Regions from separate parts of the Mus musculus genome. Here region 1 is linked to region 2. The links are chromatin loops, found by intact Hi-C in ENCODE. Cell type or tissue: gastrocnemius. All regions are shown on one strand. Each heading gives the region's core, and the rest is flanking DNA. Links, peaks and the distances in the headings are about the cores only.

The links. Hi-C counts contacts between places; a loop is a spot of excess contacts. Peaks named below come from ENCODE experiments on the same cell type or tissue, not always from the same donor. Only the 100,000 strongest peaks of a DNase experiment are listed, where the experiment ranks them.
Region 1: it touches region 2 in a loop (7-fold over the local background); 2 of 42 quality-filtered maps call a loop at or near these places.

Annotation. Positions count from the first base shown.
Region 1 is chr14:9,448,559-9,451,369 of GRCm38, reverse strand. Gm41097 (a long non-coding RNA gene) reads right to left here. Exons shown (of 3, transcript XR_874221.3): 1 at 2,652-2,811. Among named protein-coding and RNA genes, the nearest start is that of Gm41097, 1.4 kb to the right of the region's middle. In gastrocnemius, for the core only: no CTCF peak of the experiment used is centred there; a DNase peak (open chromatin) is centred at 1,296.
Region 2 is chr14:9,392,161-9,394,971 of GRCm38, reverse strand. No RefSeq gene overlaps it. Among named protein-coding and RNA genes, the nearest start is that of Gm41097, 55 kb to the left of the region's middle. In gastrocnemius, for the core only: a CTCF peak has its summit at 1,315 (motif pointing left); DNase peaks (open chromatin) are centred at 509 and 1,325; H3K27ac peaks cover 489 bases.

The DNA.
Region 1 (2,811 bases), core at 40-2,539, 57 kb before region 2:
GCAGTTTAATACAAGCCAAAGTGGGCTTCTCAGTGCAGGCAACACTGGGCACTTTTTCCCCCAATATTCTCTCTCAAATCATACAGTAAGGACCATTTTGAAGTTAGTGCTTTTAGCAAGCCTCCTATTTTTCACTGCAGAGAAACCCAATTTATTCTTTGTTCAAAGTCAAAGCGGAATCGCAGCTATCTTTGAGAGAACTGATGAAAACATTGGCAAAAACTTTCAGATAAAAGAGATCAAATTGTTTTCCAAGAATAAATAAATAAATAAATAAATTTTATTTTCTCCAACAGATGCTCTATGAAAACTGAGTGGGGGCTGGGTGAGGAGAGGTCCTCTGATTCCACACACACACACACACACACACACACACACACACACACACCATGGATAAGATAAACCTTTTTAAAAAGCAATTCAGCATTTTAACACTGTACTGGCTTGTCTGAAGCAAAGTGTTTAACTTTCAGGTTGATTTTTCATTTCTTCCATCATTCCATAGCGCTGGCTCCTGTGCTGACAGAAACATTTCTGGCCCTCCAAAAACCCCCAGGCATTCAAGGCCACCTTTTGGCTTGCCCTTTGGCGGGCTAACATAATCAATGTTTTTAAAGCTCTTTCCTTTTGTGAGAAGCACCCACATGCTTGGGTGCGGATTATATTTTAAACTCCACTGAAAGTAATTGAATTAGTTTGCCCTTACATTTCTGGTCAATACATCTGTTTGTGGATTCAGGCTTCCCCTTGGAGACTTGGCTTTCCTAATGTGACTTCGAGATGTGTACCCAGATGGAAGGGCAATAAATTACCAGTTTGGAGGGAAATGGAAGCAGACCAAAAATTTAAATGCCACTCTTAAGGTTTCTCTTCAACTTAAATTTCTAAAGAAATGTCAAGGGCTCTGCACCCACTCCCAGTTATCATATTTCAGTATTTCTCAGTTCACCATGACCTCTGATTCCTTCCCAAGAAAAGTTTTAGTATACACTGCTTAGAATTTTGATTTTTCATTACCAGCAAATGATTATAGCAGGAAACTGTAGGCTAATGAGGAAGAAAACAGAGATTTCCTCTGGTGCTCAGGGTGTTTAAATTGCCCTTTTATGAAGTCACTTGACCTGGCAGAGGCAGACATAAAACAGAGCTCAGCTCTACATGGTGAGGCAACCAGCCCACGACCTCCTAAAAGCCACCAGGATTTGATCAGTTCATATGCCAGCCACAGCACATGTGATGTAACTCTCAATCAGACATTCCCCACCCTCTCGACTCTTCTCCAGTGACTGGAGACTGGGCAGGCCGCCAGTGCTTCTCTGCTGCATTCCCTATGTACTCCAGCCCAGTAGGATTCAGGATGCTCATTCATCTCTGAATGATTCTCCTTCCTACTATTTTTTTCTTTACCTTAAAGGTACCTACAGATTTATTGTGGAAAAGTTCTTCAATGTAAAGCAAGTGACTGGACCAGCAGCCCTCCTCTGCCATCAGCTAGCTGTGTTTTCCTTGGCCAAATTATGTATCTTCATCTCAGCTTCAGGTTTTGAAAATAGGAGAGAATAGTTTGTGTTTGTTAAGATGTCAATTATGATTCAAGAACCCTCATCAAAGCCACAGTAAGGCCCTGAGCCCATGGTACTTAGTGTTTTGTTTAAATATTACTGAGTGGCATGGTAACTAGTTCCCCAAAATAGATGACAGATATTGGACAGAATGAAATAGAAAATTACCTAAAATACTGTAAAAGTTTTAGTATTTTTTCACTACATTTTCAACAGATACACAAAATAAAATGGTATCCTTTGTCTTCCTTAGGGTGTTTCTATTGCTCCACAAAACACCATGACCAAAAGGCAAGTTGGGGAGGGAAGGGTGTTTTCAGATTAGAGTTCCACAGCCCTGTAGGGAGGCAGGTCAGAACTCAAGCAGGAGAGGACCCTGGAAGGAGGAGCTGATGGAGAAAAGCTGATGGAGAGGCCACGGAGGACTGCTGCTTGCTAGCTTGTTTCAAAGGGCTTACTCCACCCACTTTCTTTTTTTTTTTTCCATTTTTTATTAGGTATTTAGCTCATTTACATTTCCAATGCTATACCAAAAGTCCCCCATACCCACCCACCCCCACTCCCCTACCCACCCACTCCCCCTTTTTGGCCCTGGCGTTCCCCTGTACTGGGGCATATAAAGTTTGCGTGTCCAATGGGCCTCTCTTTCCAGTGATGGCCGACTAGGCCATCTTTTGATACATATGCAGCTAGAGTCAAGAGCTCCGGGGTACTGTCCACCCACTTTCTTATAGAACCTGGAACCAAAGCCCAAGAACGGCACCACCTACCATGGGATGGACACTCCCCCGTTGTTCACTAATTGAGAAAATGCCTTACAGTTGGAACTCATGGAGGCATCTTCTCAACTGAGTCTTCCTCTCTGATGACTCTAACTTCTGTCAAGTTGACCCATAAAACCAGCCAGTACACCCTTATCACGTCAGGCATCAAAGTCTTCATCTGTTAAAAGGATAAACAAAAATACAAAGGCTATCTCATGAGACTTTTGGGAGAAGCAGCTGAGACCATGTAAGAAAAAGCCTGGCATGGGCCCTGAATGGGCCTGAAGTAAGGGTTCTACAAGGCAAATAGAGGGGTTAGACATACCAGGAAGTAGACCGAGGTGTATGTTCCTCTGCCTGGGCACTTTCTCTGCTTTCTGTCTTGGATAAAGAAGCTGAAGGAGAGCATACAACTTCTTCAAACACTCTAAAATTAAGCACTCTGGCAGTTTGAAGGCATAGTTTGAGAGCTAGAGTGTGGGGAA
Region 2 (2,811 bases), core at 304-2,803:
AAGGCAGAGAGACAGAGAACAGACCACCCAGAAAATGCCCTACCAGGCGAAAATCTCAGGCTAAAGAAGATGCCACCATGAAACCAAGAAATACACAGAGGCAAATTCAGTCAGGCAACCATGACAGGAAAGACAGGAGGCCACTAATAGGAAAGTGGCAGATATGAGTGCTGGAATTAGCAAGTGACATTACTAAGCCTCACTGGGCCTCATTTCTCTTACCAGTGACATGACTGTTAGGCAGTTCCTACCCACCAACACTGCTGTGGATTTTAAGTAACCAAATCTGGTTTTCCATTTGTGTGTGTGTGTGTGTGTGTGTGTGTGTGTGTGTGTGTGTGTGTGTGTGGTGGGGGTTGGCCTGAGGACTGAGGTAGATACTCTCTACCATACCTTGAGGCAGCATCTCTCAGTCAGACCCAGAGCTTTCCTATATGGTTGGTCTCCTTAGCCAGCTTGTGCTGGGAAACCCTGCCTTCCAGGCAGATTGCCATACTCAACTGGCATCTGCATAGGTTCTGGGGATCTGAACCTGCATCTTCACACTTGCAGAGCAAGGGCTTTGACTACAGAGCCATCCCCATGGCGCCCTGTTGTGGGATTTTAAAGCTTCTTTCATCATAGCACCCAATGCAGAGTAAGTGCTGCCAGCGTTGTAGCTGCCATTGTTGGTAATTTAGTGTACAATCTGTCTTGTGTTAAGTTTAGCTAACCAGGGCATGGGAAAATAGCAGAATTAACAGTTAAATGGGATGGCAACCATGCTTTTACTTAAGATAACGACCTTTTCATTAAACTAACTCTTAGTAGCTCTTGCCCTGACACACTAAGCATGTGCGTGCTGATTTAGCCTCAGGGTTTGGCTATACAATCAGTGTGTATTCTGGCATCTAGTTTGTGTTGTGGGGCTAAAGCATGATAGTGCCTGTAAAACTCTATTGTTTCTCATTATCAATATCATTAAAACACTAGTAATACAATACAACAGTAGAGAGTCGAATAATTCAATTTAAAGTCTGCCAGTCAAACACAGAGGGAGGACTCAGCTGAAGCCCTTTTCCAAAAGGAAGTTAAAATCAATTTTGATCTTTTTCTTTTTTGGGGGGAGGGCTGAGATAATAAGATAAAAGTTTTGTAAATCACAACACATATTTCATCTAGTGTCTACAAAAGCAAAGGTTTTAAAGATCTTTCAACTTGTCGTCTCTAAGATATTTTGACCTCTACTTTTTATATTACCAGCAAAATAGGCAATTTGTCTTTCAGATTTAAAGCAAGACACTGTCTGGAACGCAGGGGAAACTGCACCATCTGCTGGCCGGAGTGGAGAACTGCTGGGAAGAGGACACTTTCTGCTGAGGAGGTAGAGTTTCTAGCTATGGGCTTGCAAATGGAAAACCCAGACACAGTTGGAGTCTCTGAAAGGTCACAGCTTGAATCACACTGCCATGCTGCTTCTCCTGTGACAACTGGCTCTTGCTTGTCTCTAGGAACACCATCAGCCTTTTCAACTCAAGAAGCAGGAAGTCATCCAGTGAGAGCCAGCTGGGTGTTCTGATAACTGGTTTCCTTGCTTTGTCCTTTGGCCTGGCTGGGAGTGCATCAGAGCCTGTGTTCCAAGGCCTGTGCAGTTTCAGACCAGCACAGGGCTCCAGAGTTCCTCTGCCTCTCCCTTCTTTTCCGTAGGGTTTCAGGCCTGTGGGATTGCAGCCTATAGAGGAAGCCAAGGAATCATGCCATTGGAGCTGAGTGAACAAGACACCTGCTGCCTGTTCTGTTTTGGGGTTCCACCTCTCCAAGGCACAGAGCAACTCAGGTGGCCTCATTTTAAACAATTTTCAAACTCAGAAGGCTTTACATACAGTAGAAAGTTCTGGACACAGGGCAAGCTGTGCCTTTGAGACTGCTTCTGAGCCCTATGTAGATTCTGGATATACTGGCTAGTTTTATGTGTCAACTTGCCCCAAGCAAGAGTCCTGAGAGAGGATGGAGCCTCAGTTGAGAAAATGTCATCATGAGATCCAGCTGTAAGGCGTTTTCTCAATTATTTATCAGTGGGGGAGGGGCCAGCTCATGGTAGACGGTGCCATCCCTGCAGTGATGCTTCTGCGTTTTGTAAGAAAGGGGGCTGGATAAGTCATGGGAAGCAATCCAGTAAGCAGCATCTCCCCATGGCCTTTGCATCAGCTCCTGTCTTAGGTTCCTGTCCTGATTGGGTTCCTGCATTGACGTCCCTCAGTGATGAACAGCAACATGGACGTGTAAGCCAATCTTCCTCAACTTGCTCTTTCGTTATGATGTTTCATCGTAGCAATAAAATCCCTACGACTCTGGCCAATGTGCTAACTACTGTCACATGTGCGTTTGTATATTAATAATTCATGTAATTCTCTAAACAACCTCATGAGGATGATTCCAGTGAAATTGTCATTTTAAAGACAAGGAAACTGAGGCAGGCCATGTTCTTTTCAACGATTCAAAGAGAAAGACCACCGACTCAAATCATCATGGCCAGATTATTTAAAACAAACAATTAAAGCAAGCTTTTATTATTATAATTATGATTCTTATTTATGTACATAAGCTGGGCTGTCTCCCTCTTAAGGCAGGGCTCAAGAGATCAACACTGTATGTGAGGAAGGTAAGATGTTTTTAGCTCTGAGGGGTAGGGGATTTCCAAATAGGGGATTTGGCAGGCAAAATTGGCAGGGTTACAGAAGCAGAATAGAAGCATAACAAGTTGGCCATAACATACTCCTAAAACAAAAGCATGATTTCAAGTTGGTCATAATAAGGGGGTCATAACAAGGT